Linked DNA regions of Homo sapiens: all the other regions are linked to region 1. Evidence: chromatin contacts called from ENCODE Hi-C data. All regions are on one chromosome and are shown on one strand. Each heading gives the region's core, a stretch centred on a gene start or an enhancer-like site at or near the end of the contact. The rest is flanking DNA. Distances are from core to core; before and after follow the strand shown.

Region 1 (4,565 bases), core at 922-3,421:
CTCCTCACCTTTGCATGCCCGGCTCCTGGTCACCTGCATTTCAGCTACACAGTGCCTCTTTAGAGAGCTTCCCTCCTCCCATCACTCCTGAAGTCCTGTCCTCTCATTGACTTGTTGTCCTGTTGATGCCCTCTTCACTGTTCTGGCTGACTATGGCTGCATTTAAAAGCACCTCAAAGCTCAGTGGCTTAGAACAACAATTTGTTATTCTCTCCCATGGTGCTGTGGGTAGATTGGGCTTGGCCACACCATCCTCACAATGGTGAGGCTTCAGATCCAATCAGACAGTGCCCAGACCTGGAGTCTCTGAAACCTCTGCTGAGCGGATGTCCAAGATGGTGCCTTCATCTATGTGCCTGGCCAAAGATGTTGGCTTTCAGCTGTCCTCTCGGCCTGGGATCTCAGGAGTGCCCGTATGAGCCCTCTCCACTCAGCCTCTCCTAGCATGGTGGCCAGGTCCCAAGAGGGAGCATCCCAAGGGCCAGGTCCCAAGAGTTGACAAGGAGCTGCAAGGCCTCTGGATAGCCTGGGCTTGGAAGAATCAGAACTTGTATTGGTTGACAAAGTCACAGAGGTTGGCCCAGAGTCAAGTGGGAGAGATGAGGCCCTTGAAAGGGACTGGCAAGGCCACACCGCGGAAGAGACAGTGGGATGCTAGATGTTATTCAGCCATCTTTGGAAAATGCAACCTGCCGCTTCAGACTCACCTGAGGTCATTGCTTCCACTTCTTCCACTTCTTTTTCTTTTTTTCCTTCTTTCTCTTTCTTTCTTTCTTTCTTTTCTTTCTTTCTTTCTTTCTTTCTTCTTTCTTTCTTTCTTTCTTTCTTTCTTTCCTTCTTTCTTGTCTTTTCTTTCTCTCTTTCTCTCTTTCTTTCTTTCTTTCGCCCACTCCAGTGGATTGGAAGCAAGAGCCTTGTCTAAATAACCCACAGTTGGGTTCCATCACCTGGAACATCCATGCTAAAGTGGAAAAAAAAAAACCATGAAACTTTCCTGTTGAGTTTGACAGGGATATAAACTCTATCTGATTAATATCAAAGCAATACGTCTCTTGGCCTTAGTGCCATCTTCTTGGAAACCTCTGCACCGCGAGAGCCAAGTGGAGAAAGAAGCAAAAGCACAGACTGAAGCTCAAAGGAAGAAAGATGAGGCAGAGGTCCAAGTAAACCGCTAGGTTTTTGCACCCATGGAGGTGCCAGGAGCAGAAACATGAATGCCAGAGGCTGGAGATGCTGGTACAAGTTGTTGGACTGCATGCTACTGTCTAGAGCTTGTTTCAATGCATCTAGAACTTCATCGCCATCTGATCGCCAAGACCACCTCTGAGACCCACCTTGCTCATGTCCATAACTGTCCATGTTAGTCCTTTGCCCTGGACCTGTGACACTCTGGACTATTTCTGTGTTCACTTGTGGCCGAGTATAACAACCGTAGACTAAATCACCTCTTCTGCTGTCTTAGCTGAAGAAGCAATACGTTTGGAGGGAGAAGCCTAAGTAGCCAGGATTGCTGTTAAATATTTAGGAGCAGACTGCGTCTGTATCCTCATTTATTCTTTTCATTCAACGCATAGTAAATGACATTCCTACCACATGCCAGTAACAGCACTGGGTTCTAGGGATTAAAACAAATGTGAAAGAGCCCCTTTCCCGCCCCTGTTCTCTCTGTTGGTGAATCTCATGTGACCTCCAGTAGTGACATTACTTACCCTTTATCAAGCATGTGCTCCATGCCAGGCATTGCACTGAGATGGGCGTGCACATTGACACTGGTTTTTTGAATTCTGACAACGAGCTTGTCAGTTGGTTGTCCACATTTCTTTATAGACATGGATTGTGGCCTTTAGAGAGGTTGAGTGATGAGCTCAGAAATCTACAGCTCATTTTCTTTACGATTACAGCATGCTGCCACCAAGTACTGGTACCCCCGTCAATGGTAGCTGTTAGTGTTATCGGGCCTGCTGAAGTCACGTGGCCTCTGCTGCTACCCTGGGCCATGCACGCCATGTTCGCGTGGTGGCTTGGTGGGGGTCCCGTGGGCAGTAGGTCCAGTGCGAACTCATCTTATTTCAACAGTCAAGAGTCAAAAGAAAAGAGTCCGAAAAGGAAATCCAACCTATGACTAAGAAGTCCACAAAGTCCGTCAGGGGCTTTGTGTGAAAAACTAACCTGCTTAGTGTCAAGCTTGTTTATTCTTGGCTAAAAATGACTTCCTGTTTCTAAGAAAAGAGGCCTCTGGTGGATAGAAAACATTTCTTACAAAACAACTTTTGCTGAGCTCAGGCCCAGTGACTCAATGCCATGTGGATTATATTTCCTATAAAATGCTCCAGGCTGAAAAATCAAGGGTAAAAGTATTGGACAGGGGCTTCTGGAAGTGGGTTGTCCCCAGTGTAGACGGGGCTGTTTCCCCACACTCCTTCCTGGGGAGATGGAGTGCCCGGTCGGGGGAGTCCAGGCAGCGAGGATGAGAGGCCTTGCTTTCCCTTTGCTCTGGGGGCCTGGGGTTGTCTTCATCTGCTAGGGTCTCTGCAACGAGCACCACGGACCATTCAAGGCAGCTTAAACAACCACGTCACAGCTTAAACATTCATTGTCGATCGATGCTGCAGGTGAGATCAGGTAGGGGCTGGGGCTCTTACTGAACTTGTACCCTGGCCTCTTCCCCTTCCCTGCCCCACACCTCTCCCTCCATTTTTGCTATCCAGGAGCAAACCCTTTAGAAATCACATGAATCCATGCTTGAGCTCTGCTTCCAGGAGCTGGATTTATGGCACCAGCGTGATGCCGGGCACAGAGTAGGTGTGCAGGAAGTTCCTGTGAGTGAACGAGGAGGGGCACTTGCTCTCTCAGACACCAGGCAAGCTTCTCCCCACACGAGAGCTCTCAGATTCCCCACAGGTCCTGCAGGTGAGCAGTTTGTCCTCACATTACCAAGGAGGGGTAAAGGAAAGGCGAGCCATTTGGCCAGGCTGTGGCAGGCCAGGGATCTCAACACAGGTCTGTGTCACCACCCAAGCTGTATAGCTGTCCCCATGGCCTAGGTGAGGGACTTCACCTCCTTGTGCCTTGGATTTCTCATCTGTAAATTGGGAACATTGTTTGTTTGTGACGATTTAGTGCAGAACACATAGCCCAGCAGTGACTGCTAGCCCTGAGCGATGGCTCAGCACGCTGGGGAGGACTAGACCAATACCTCTGTACACACGCACACATATGCGCACACACGCCACTCACTACACACCCATGTACATACCCCCCATGCACACATGCATACACACACACAGGTACATCCACAATACACCCACATACGCATATGTATGCACATCCACACACACTACACACCCACACACGTGCCCAACCCCCATGTACATGCATGCACCTACACACCCATTCACACACCCTCATACATACACACATTCAGCCACATCCACACATACCTATGTACATACCCACATATATACATGCATGCACATACACTACACATACACACACACATATATGCACACAATGCATATACACTCACACACATATGCACATACAAGCACACCACAGAATGCACATGTACACATGATATGCAAGTACACAGTACACATATATATGCACACACATGCACACCTACATATCTCTATACACACATACACATAGAGGCAGCCACTCAGAACACTGGCATGTGGGTTCAATTAATTCTGGCTCGTGGCAATGTTGTTTGTTTAAGGAAGCTTACGGTGAAAAACAGTGTCACAAAGTCCCTGGGCTCCCTCCTCCCTCCGCGGCCAGAGCTACTGTTGGAGCACACGTGGGGCAGAAGCACAGCTCCATGCCCATGCCTCACAGAAGGTGAGCAGGCAGCTCTTTGGAGAACTTGAGGGTTCTCTGGGTGGCCCTGGGCATTAGGTCCCCTCTGTCAGTCCTTGCCACATGGCCATCCCCTCTTTGCTGGTTGCTGGGGACTCACATTGAGCACTGAGAAAAGCCCCTTTGCTCCACCCCTGTCTAGGGAATGCAGGGACTTTACTCCTGCTGGGGCATTTCAGGAGCCTCATGCAGGGGCAGAAACTCTGGTGGCTGCTCCCACTGCCGGATCACAGTTGGTGCTGTAGTCCTCCAACCTGGCCTGGTCTAGAGCCTCATCTGGCTTTTTTGAAGTGCCATCTTCAGCTTGAAAACAGAGCCTGAGGCAAAGGCTCCTGTGATGACTGCAGGGAGTGGAAGCCCAGGAAAGCAGGGTGAGGGGCAGGGGCAGGGTGGGGTGTCCTAGGAGGACAAGCAGCCACATGGCCACAGGCACCTGTGCCTCTTGTGGGGCATTTCAGATAGGCCGAGAGAACAACTGGGCTTCAGAACAGCCCAGCAGTGGGGCAGGGGAGGGAGGGAATTCCCTACCAGGCATCTCTCACCTCATCAAGACCCCCATAGCATTAATTCTCCTACACTCACCCTGGGGAAGCCAGAGCCTGCTGGGTTCAATCTGGCTGAGGGGTCAGTGTGCAGGTGCGGTGGCCCCTCTCTGCTAGTGGACACATGAATGGGCTCTGAGATCCCTAGTGACAGTGACATTGCTC
Region 2 (4,565 bases), core at 1,288-3,787, 310 kb before region 1:
TCTAGGCAGACAGGGGCAGGTCCCTGGCAAAACCCCACATGTGAGCCAAAAAGCCTAAAACCCGCAGCCCAGAGTGAGAACTTCTATCCCTGTTTGCCCGCCGTCTCCCGATTGGTTCTTTCTGAACATCTTTTTACAATCAGATGTTGCCTTTTCCGAAACTACCCACAGCCCACCCTGCCCTCATCCTGTGCCTATAAGAGCCCAGACTCAGTTGATAGAGAAGAGAAGGTGCTGGACTAGAGAGAGGTGACTTGACTTCAGAGGGATGGCTGGATTTTGGAGAAATGGCTTAACTTTGGAGAAGAGCCGGCCAGAGCTGGCCAGACTTCAGGGAAGATTATTTGCTCGTCCTGTTCCCTCTCAAGCTCCCATCTCCGCTGAGAGCCACTTCCAACACTAAACAAAATTCTCTGACTCCACCATCCTTTAAGTGTCCATGCAACCTCATTCTTCTTGGATGCCGGACAAGAGCTCAGGACCCTGAGTGTGTGTACCCAAAAAAGGCTGTCATACTGGCCCTTTGCCCTCACTGGCAGAGGACAGCTGTCCCACACAATGAGAAAAGGGGCCCACTGAGCTTATAACACACCACTGTCCATGGAGAACAGAGATAAGAGAGCACTGTAACGCACCCTCTGGGGCTGCGGGGGTCACAGGCACCCCAACCTGGGTGCCACCCTCAGGGCTCACACAAAGCCTGCTCCTGCTGGCACCCAAAACAGCTGGCCAGATCCCACACTTGCTCACTCATGTGCTCCCTCCTGCAAGAGGTTGAGCACAGCAGGCCGAATAAATGGGGCATCTCTGTCGCAAGTCCAACGAAGGGGTTGAGAAAAACTGCATGACTAGCAACTCCTCCAAGCCTAAGGCCTCTGGGTGCAAGGAGGCAGAACAAACCCTGAATTTCTGCACTATTCACCAGTGGGCTTCACTATTCACCAGTGTTCTGTAGTCAAAGTTTCAGGCCATCTGAATACATTCAATTCATATAAACTTTAAAAAAGTATTTCTCAAAGGCCAAATATGTTTGGCACCTGCTTTGAGAAACCCAATCCTGATACTCAGGAATAGAGGGATGAGCTCCAAGACGCATCACAACAAAACCAAGCCCAGCAGAATGAACAGAGCCTGGAGAAAAGGCTGGCCTGCACTGCAGGCATGCTGGCATTCAGTAGATTAAAACAACCAAGAAATACTTGAATGGGATTCTTTGTAGCTTGCAAAAGAAATTTACCTGTTTTGATTTCCCCTTTTCTGCACATTTTGCTTTTTTGTCTTCTGAGACCTTCCAATACACCTGTTGGGATAGAGTCCATATCAGTGCATATTCTTTTAAAGAGATACTAGTATAAAAATGCACAATTTTAAAAGCACATGATAGAGTTTAGAGCCTAGAGGTTTCTCCTGAGATGATCAATTCTCAGACTGCAAGGGAGGTTCAGAGAGCAGGGGAGCAGCCTGGGGCCTTCATGAACATCCTCACTGTGATCCTTATCCTGAAACCAGTGGAGTCTGGAAGACCAGCTCCAAAAGTTCCATCACTCACCATAAAACAGCAGCAAAAATCAAACTCGTGAAAGTGGAGAAAATTAAATTATTTTTCAAAAACCTAAACCATAAGTATTTTCAAACATCAAAGTGGGCTTTTTTCCATCCATTCAAAGTGACTCTACAGGCCGGGCGCAGTGGCTCACACCTGTGATCCCAGCACTTTGGGAGGCTGAGGCAGGCGGATCACCTGAGGTCAGGAGTTCCAGACCAGCCTGGCCAACATGGTGAAACTCCATCTTTACTAAAAATACAAAAATTATCTGGGAGTGGTGGCGGGCGCCTGTAATCCCAGCTACTCGAGAGGCTGAGGCAGGAGAATCTCTTGAACCCGGGAGGCGAAGGTTGCAGTAAGCCGAGATCGCACCACTGCACTCCAGCCTCGTGTGCCTGGGCAACAGAGTAAGACTCCGTCTCAAAAAAAAAAAAAAAAAAAAAAAAAAGTGACTCTACAGTCCAGTTTAAAAAAAAAAGCCACAATATTCACTGTATCAGTAGAAAGGGAGATTTACGATTCCTTAAACTTGCATGTTGGCAGCAGGAGGAAGTGATGAACTAACACCACCAGCTCAGCTCAGGCACCATCTTAGTAAGATCCATGTTCCTACCACCTCTTCTTTCAAACCAGGGACAATTCGTGATCAGAAACTTCCAGGGGGTGGGGGCCTTAGCCCCTTGCCCTCCAAAGCCCCCACAGAATAGAAAGCAACATAAGACAAAAGGGAAGGTTTCTATATCTATCTCTGCCTCACCTTCCCCAAAATGCCCCCTCTCTCTGTGATGTTCCATAACTGATGCAAAAGAAACCAGTAACAATGTATTTTTCTCCACCAAAAGGCTTGTAGCAGGTGTCAGGACTCAGAGGTTAGGAAGCACACAGGGCTTCTAGGAGGGAGAGTATGAGGAGAGGAACCCCACTTTAGGTTTCTAACTAACTCTGTGAGTTCCTGAACAGCACCCAGGCTGCAGACACAGTACTAAGGGAGTGTCATTTCATAGAAATGGAAGTCCTGATAGGGGCACACAAAAGCGGAACAGAGTCTCATTTAAAATAGCCACTTCCTTCAGCATTTAAAGTACAGATGATTTCGTCAACTCGCATGAAATGCATAAGGACAAGGGAACGTACACTTCAACAGACTCTTGATCACGTTTGCAGGGATTTTCACTGATGCTTGGCGGGGGTCTCTTTATTTTTTTCTTTTAAGTATAAGAGGTCCCCAAGCCTCTCCCCAACCCCGAGGGACCACCATGGTGTCATTAACAGAGCAATGTCTGGCTCTCACTGAACACCTGTGGGGCCAGCACAAACACACTGTCCACAATTCCCCCAAGACCGAGTGTGAGCCTGTGTGGTCAGGAAGGCGCTCAGAGGAAGAGAATTTAACAGACACGCGAAGAGTAAGAGCTGAGTGAGGTGAGACCACCACATCTTTCTGCTCAGAGTGCCTCACAGTGCTGAATACTTTGTTTTTGTTTTTTTGAGACAGGGTCTCGCTCTGTTGCCCAGGCTGGACTGCAGTGGCATGATCTCAGCTCACTGCAGCCTCGACCTCCTGGGCTCAAGTGATCCTCCCACTTCAGACTTCCAAGCACCTCAGACTCCCAAGACCTGAGCCACCACACCTGGCTATTTTTTGCAGTTTTTGTAGAGAAAGGGTTTCGCCATGTTGCCCAGGCTGGTCTCAAACTCTTGAGCTCAAGTAATCCGCCTACCTCGACCTCCCACAGTGTTAGGATAACATGCGTGAGCCACAGCACCCAGCCAAATACTTGTTTTCAGAGCATAATGCTCAGAGCTCATTTATGTGTCAAACAGAAATTGAGAAATAAGCTAGACCCTGGAGATGAAAACAAAAAGAGATCTGGGCAGAAAATGTCCAGCGTGAACCTGGAACAGATTCCAGAGAGCAAGAAAACTAACCCCACACCGCGAGGTCTCAGGAGCCAACCCAAACAGGCTGCTGTTGACCATGGATGCGACGATTTGAGCATGAGGTAGGTGTTTCACTGTGATGGGTCAAAGAAGAGCAAATATCTTTAAATCTATGACTTCATTGTGACACTAAAAATCAATCAAAAAACTCACTCTTGCCCTTCAGAGGGGAAACTGACTCATTAACTCATTATTCTGAAAACTGGTAAATAAAGGCAAAGATTCCAAGCATCGATTCTGCATTTCCCAAAGGAAATGGGACCTCTACGGACCAAAATAGCTGGTGATGGGCACTTCCCCTTTTATACGATTTCCAGCTAACAAGTAGAGAAGGAGAGGTAGAATCAGAACATTGCGTTTTGCAATCTTTGATGAGAAGAGCATCTAGACTTCGCTGGTCAAAGGCCACCGAGACTGAGGAGGAGGAACACCTGCCTCCATGGAGAAGCCCGCCTCACAGCCCTGAGAGGGATGAGCCTGGATCTGACACCCAGCTGGGGATGTGAAGACAGAGGTGCATGCTAAAGACACCATGAGTGGGGCTGGGTGTGGTGGCACATACTTACAGTCCCAGCTACTCAGGAGGCTGAGGCAAGAGGATCACTTGAGCCCAGGAGTTTGAGGCTGCAGTGAGCTACAATCAAATTTTAAATTCGGTTTGATTTTTTAAAATGTTTAAAGACACCGAGGAATCAGGAGCAATGTGAAGAGTGGGACATGGGATGGGCTGTGCAGAGTAGCTTTCTCAGGAAGGAAACCGAGGCTGGCTCCTAGAAGCGGAGACTGAATGGACAGGGTGACCAGCTGCAATGGATTGGGACAGCGTGGTTGCAACCTGATTCAAACTAAACGTTTGAACCAACTAAACAAGCATCATCCACAAGAGTCGGTGAAATATGAACACTGGCTGAATGTATGATGATATAAATTTTGGAGAAGCTATTTTTGATTATTTGCACGACAAGGGGCCCTTTCCAGTAAGAGATACCCAGATGAAGAATGTGGTGTCGGGATCTGCCTCAATGCCCCAGGAGGTGGAGGGTACTGTAGGCAAGACTGAACACCCGGCCTTGCATAA
Region 3 (4,565 bases), core at 1,339-3,838, 290 kb before region 1:
GTTTCACCCATGCTACACCCAAGTCAGTAGACCAAAAATTGAAACCCACCACATTAGTGTATGGAGCTGTGCATAATGCGATTTTTCACATGCTAATCCATTTCTTGGTTTAGGTGACTATTTCTTGCCATACCTTTGACCTTTTTTTTATTTACATAAAAAAATGAGAAGTGGCTTCCTTTCCCCATATATACTTCGTGCTTTTTGTGACAGCAAAGTAAAAAATAACAGAAGGAGCCAGTCCTCCTGGGCTCTCACAATGGAATTCTCTTACTGCTTAATACAGCACAGAATGGATAAAATTGTCCCTGCTTTCAATTACCTTATAACTAAAGATTCCAAAATATTTTTTATGAAGAGACTGACAAAAAACAAAACTCAAAGACAAATGACTTAAGGGAGGAAAAAGAAACCAGCAAAAAATACTTGTAAGACAAGTGCCAATTCCTAATAAATAAAGTGATTTAACAAATGTAAGAAAACAGAGCTCCCACCCCAATGGACCAGATAATATATCTAGCCAATAAGCACAGAAAGTGCTGTCTCCCTGGCAGTGATGCTGTGCTAATTAAAGCCGCCCTATCTAATTGGCAAGATGTGCTCTCATCACGGTCCCATGCATAGGAACCATGAAGGTCTAAGCTGGCAGCAGGACTCTTTAAAAGCCAGCAGAATAAAAAACCTTGTGGGGGCTCATTCATGATACTTGAGTAATATGAAAATGATGAAGGAAAGATGGGGTTTGACTTTTGTTTTCACAAATTAAGCTGGTTATTTCCTTCTCCTCTGAAACTGAAAATGCATGGCTTGGAACGGACCAAAATTAAGATTAAACACAAAATGGCCCAAATCTGAGGAGGGTGACCTGGAGAGCCCTCTTATTACACCACACCTTACCAGCCACCTTCCTGCACCCTCCAAAAGAAGAGAGTAAGCTTTCTGGTGCAGGCACCAGGGGCCATCAGCCGCGGAGCTGCCACAATCCCAAGACCCAGTGGGAGGAGAGGCCGAGAGAGCAGGGAAGAATAGGGGGAGCTGGGACAAGCAGTGGCAGAGCAAGAACAGAGACAGACAATCACTGTGGGTGCCCAGCACCCACCTCCCCATGCCGGGCCCAAGGGATGGCAGCCAAGTCTGAAGCTTTGCCCCACAGGATATCAGGGACCAAGGGACCAAGCAACCAACCACCTGCCAGATCCAACTGAGGCCTCTACACATTATCAACTCTGCTCAACTGAAATTACAGATCATGAATAAAGTGGTTTTACCTGTATCTTATGCCTCTTGAAACTTTCCAGTCATTTCTAGAAAGACGTCTTCAGAAATCTTTGCTGTGAAAATAATGGGAAACAAGGCTATTTAAGCCCTTAAACTGTGCATCCACTTAAACTCAGCAACACTCCTAGAAAGGCACTGAAAACAAATTATTGTGAGTTTAAACCTTCTAGACTTCCTTAGACGCAGGATCAGCTTGGCTTGCATGTGCTGGGGAAGACAGCACTGGGGCAGACAGGAGGGAGGAGCTGTGCAACCACCCACCCACGAACAGAGGGGAAGGGCAGCCCAGCCCGTTACCTGGTGCTAGAGATGAGCCCCAGGACCCGACCAGGTGTACTTTCTTGCACAATAAGCCATTCCAGTTAGCAGAGTCTGTGAACCAAAAAAGTACTATCTAATTGTCTATTAGCTCCAGATATGTATCCTTTAAAATTCATCTTCATGAGGCAAAGAAGGAAAAAGCAGAAACACATATGGCATAATTACAAGCACTAAAGAGCTGTTCATCTTCCTTTATTTTTGGATGGCTGGTTTTCAGCCAAACAGAACGGTGTCCACCGTGGTGTGGCAAGGTTCCATAGCATGGCTGTCACTCCTTTGCAGTGTGGGAGATCAGTCTCAAGACAGGGATCGTGGGGTGCAGTAGCAGCACCAACAATTAGATCAAGAGAATCAGAATCGCAAAACCAGAGCCACGTGCAGGACTGCAGACGCTCAGGAGCCGACGCTGATCCCTCCATGATTCTATTAACACAGGAGCCACGTAATTGTTAAACCTTGGAATCAGACTCCAGCATATTCTGTGGTGAGGAGGGTTTCTTTTTTGTTTGCCTTTTGCTTTCAGAGCTTATATGATCACGGCTCTTTTTTTGAAGCCAGCTGGGAAGGAGGCGGCTCTCCCTCCTCTACAGGAGCCCCCGTCCCTCCCACCCAGGCCCCTCACTGGACGGCTCCCTCCTCTACAGACGCCCTGTACACCCCTCCCCAGGAAGCAGAACCTTAGACACGGCCATCCAGGCACACAACATCCGGTCCCCCCACCCCTCGGGGCCGACACATCCTCTGAACCCTGAGCAGGCACCTGAGGTTAGCAAATGAACCGCGAGGGCAGTGATCAGAAACGATCACGATTCATCAGGCCCCACCGTAGTGGAGCTTCCAGAGACTGATACTGGGGTCTTCCCTCCAGCAGTGGATGGCTCTTACGGCCAATTTTATAAGCAAAAGTAGGTTCACATGAGCAGCTATGAGAATCCTGGAAAAGGCCACATCCACCCAGGACCTGACACCGACATTTCCTGTTGAAACTCCTGGGGCAGGGCTGAGCATTTGGGCACAACTGCTGGACAAGCAAAGAGGGAAAGTCCACGCTACTGTGGGCACCTGCAAAGTGCCACATCACTTGTTTCCACGAGGCCTTCCTGTCACACGGGAGGGAGAGGGGACAGTGGCCGCCCAGAGACTGTGCCAAAAAACAGTTGAAGGCAACAAAGGCAGAGATTCATACATAAATAAGAGGCTTAGGTAAATAATGTGAATATCACGGATTTTAAAACTAAAAAACTGGCCAGGCACTGTGGCTCACGCCTGTAATCCCAACACTTTAGGAGGCCGAGGCGGGTGGATCACTTGAGGTCAGGAGTTCAAGACCAGCTTGACCAACAAGGCAAAACCCCGTCTCTATCAAAAAAAAATACAAAAATTAGCTGGGTGTGGTGGTGCGCACCTGTCATCCCAGCTACTTGGGAGGCTGAGGCAGGAGAATCGCTTGAACTCAGGAGGTGGAGGTTGGAGTGAGCCAAGATCGCGCCATTGCACTCTGACCTGGGTGACAGAAAAAGACTCCGTCTCAAAAAAAACAAAAAAACACCTGAAAAACTTCTATTTTTTAGAAATGAAATAAGCCTTTGTCACTTTAATAAAGACCCAGAACTGCTCATCCTGTGGTTTAAGACACGTATCATATTCACGGTAATTTTGTGGCATCCAACAACAAATGTCAGCAGGTCTGGGTTCTCATCTCAATTGCCTCCAACAACTCCACCTGAACACCAGCATCCTTGTGTCCTGCCTCCCAGCTGGGGGTTCATATCTAGCCTCCAAAAACAGCTGCCAGCCCCAAGGTTCCTGAGTGGGAACACACTTCCTTTCTTAGTGAATTGCCCAGGCCCCAACCCCGCGTTGCCTTCACCCTACACATACACGGTTTGTTTCTTCTTTCTCAGCGTGCAACCCCACAGTTATGAGTTACCTGGCTTAAAAATGCAAACCCACACTTCTCATGTAATTACTCATCATGCTGTTTTAACTCATATCTCCCAACTCCTGACAGCACAGGTAAAAAGAATCCAATGGCCTGTTCATCAAAAAGCAATGAAATTAATTAGGAGAGAGAAGCATTTCCCTCTCATGGCCTTCACATCCTCTCCTGGTGCACCCCCTCTAGTGCAGGAGAGTGTGGGGCTCCAACGCCCAGGCCTTGCGAACAGGTATTTAGTGGTCGCTGATGGCAGAAGGACAGAGCCACTGGCAGCGCCTTCATCTGGCCTCCATCCTGCAGACATGACCTCGCCTTCTGGGCGTACTCCCTAAGCAGGGACCTGGTGTTCTTCAGCACACAGAGAAGACAAGTGGGATGAAGCAAGAGCAAGGGGCTCTGCAATCAGAGGAACCTGGGTTCCAGTCCTGGCTTCTCCAAGTTGTGTGTTCCTGAGGGAAGTTACTGAGCCTCTCTGGGCCTCTGTTTCCTTATCCAAAAAGTGGGCATACTAATACTGCCTGTCTCATTTGGTTATGAGGATCCATGACTAATCAGTTAATGCTTCCTAGTGCTTTCCTAGGTGCCCGATGCTGTTTAAGCACTGGGAGGCATTAACTATCATTCTTACCACTTGTGAAATGAAGCCAGTTATATCTGCCTAGCTAAGAAGACTCAGAGAGATATAACAAGCAGGGTGCAGCTATTAGCACATCTAACAACCCCTACTGCCAGGGACTGTGGGCTCCACCAGCCTCCTCCTGCACACACGGGGGATCGGGGCTTCCCCAGGTCCACATAGACTCCTGGAAGCAGGGCTTAGGAACACTGTGACAGGCAGCACTGCTGTGGCTGTGGACGGGGAGAGGGCCGTGAGCCCCTTCTGCTCAATCTCCTCATCCTGGCCCAGAAGCAGGTAAGGAAGTTCCGGAGGCAGAGAGCAATGGGGGACCTTCTGCTGAAATTGGCACTGCAGCACACACCTCGATGGGGTAGGCATGCATATTACAACACAATACCATTACACTCT

The links. Hi-C counts contacts between places; a loop is a spot of excess contacts on that map. Pooled maps may share reads with other maps.
Region 2: a map with no recorded cell type shows a loop between it and region 1 (2.3-fold over the local background). The contact joins two enhancer-like sites. A Hi-C loop is called at or near these places in 3 of 37 single-sample maps with no recorded cell type and 7 of 50 pooled maps.
Region 3: a map with no recorded cell type shows a loop between it and region 1 (4-fold over the local background). The contact joins two enhancer-like sites. A Hi-C loop is called at or near these places in 1 of 168 maps with a recorded cell type or tissue (naive thymus-derived CD4-positive, alpha-beta T cell), 5 of 37 single-sample maps with no recorded cell type and 9 of 50 pooled maps.

Annotation. Positions count from the first base shown.
Region 1 is chr9:89,708,685-89,713,249 of GRCh38, forward strand. The region is part of intron 5 of LINC03062 (long intergenic non-protein coding RNA 3062); the gene reads left to right. Among named protein-coding and RNA genes, the nearest start is that of LINC03062, 71 kb to the left of the region's middle. RefSeq lists an enhancer at 3,591-4,091. Within about 2 kb of position 2,172, at least 3 of the 41 ENCODE cell types and tissues checked have a DNase peak (open chromatin) inside an H3K27ac peak, as active enhancers do.
Region 2 is chr9:89,398,039-89,402,603 of GRCh38, forward strand. SEMA4D (semaphorin 4D) reads right to left here. Exons shown (of 16, transcript NM_001371194.2): 5 at 1,238-1,300. Among named protein-coding and RNA genes, the nearest start is that of SECISBP2, 82 kb to the left of the region's middle. Within about 2 kb of position 2,538, at least 4 of the 41 ENCODE cell types and tissues checked have a DNase peak (open chromatin) inside an H3K27ac peak, as active enhancers do.
Region 3 is chr9:89,416,788-89,421,352 of GRCh38, forward strand. The region is part of intron 2 of SEMA4D (semaphorin 4D); the gene reads right to left. Among named protein-coding and RNA genes, the nearest start is that of SEMA4D, 79 kb to the right of the region's middle. RefSeq lists an enhancer at 3,803-3,952. Within about 2 kb of position 2,589, at least 7 of the 41 ENCODE cell types and tissues checked have a DNase peak (open chromatin) inside an H3K27ac peak, as active enhancers do.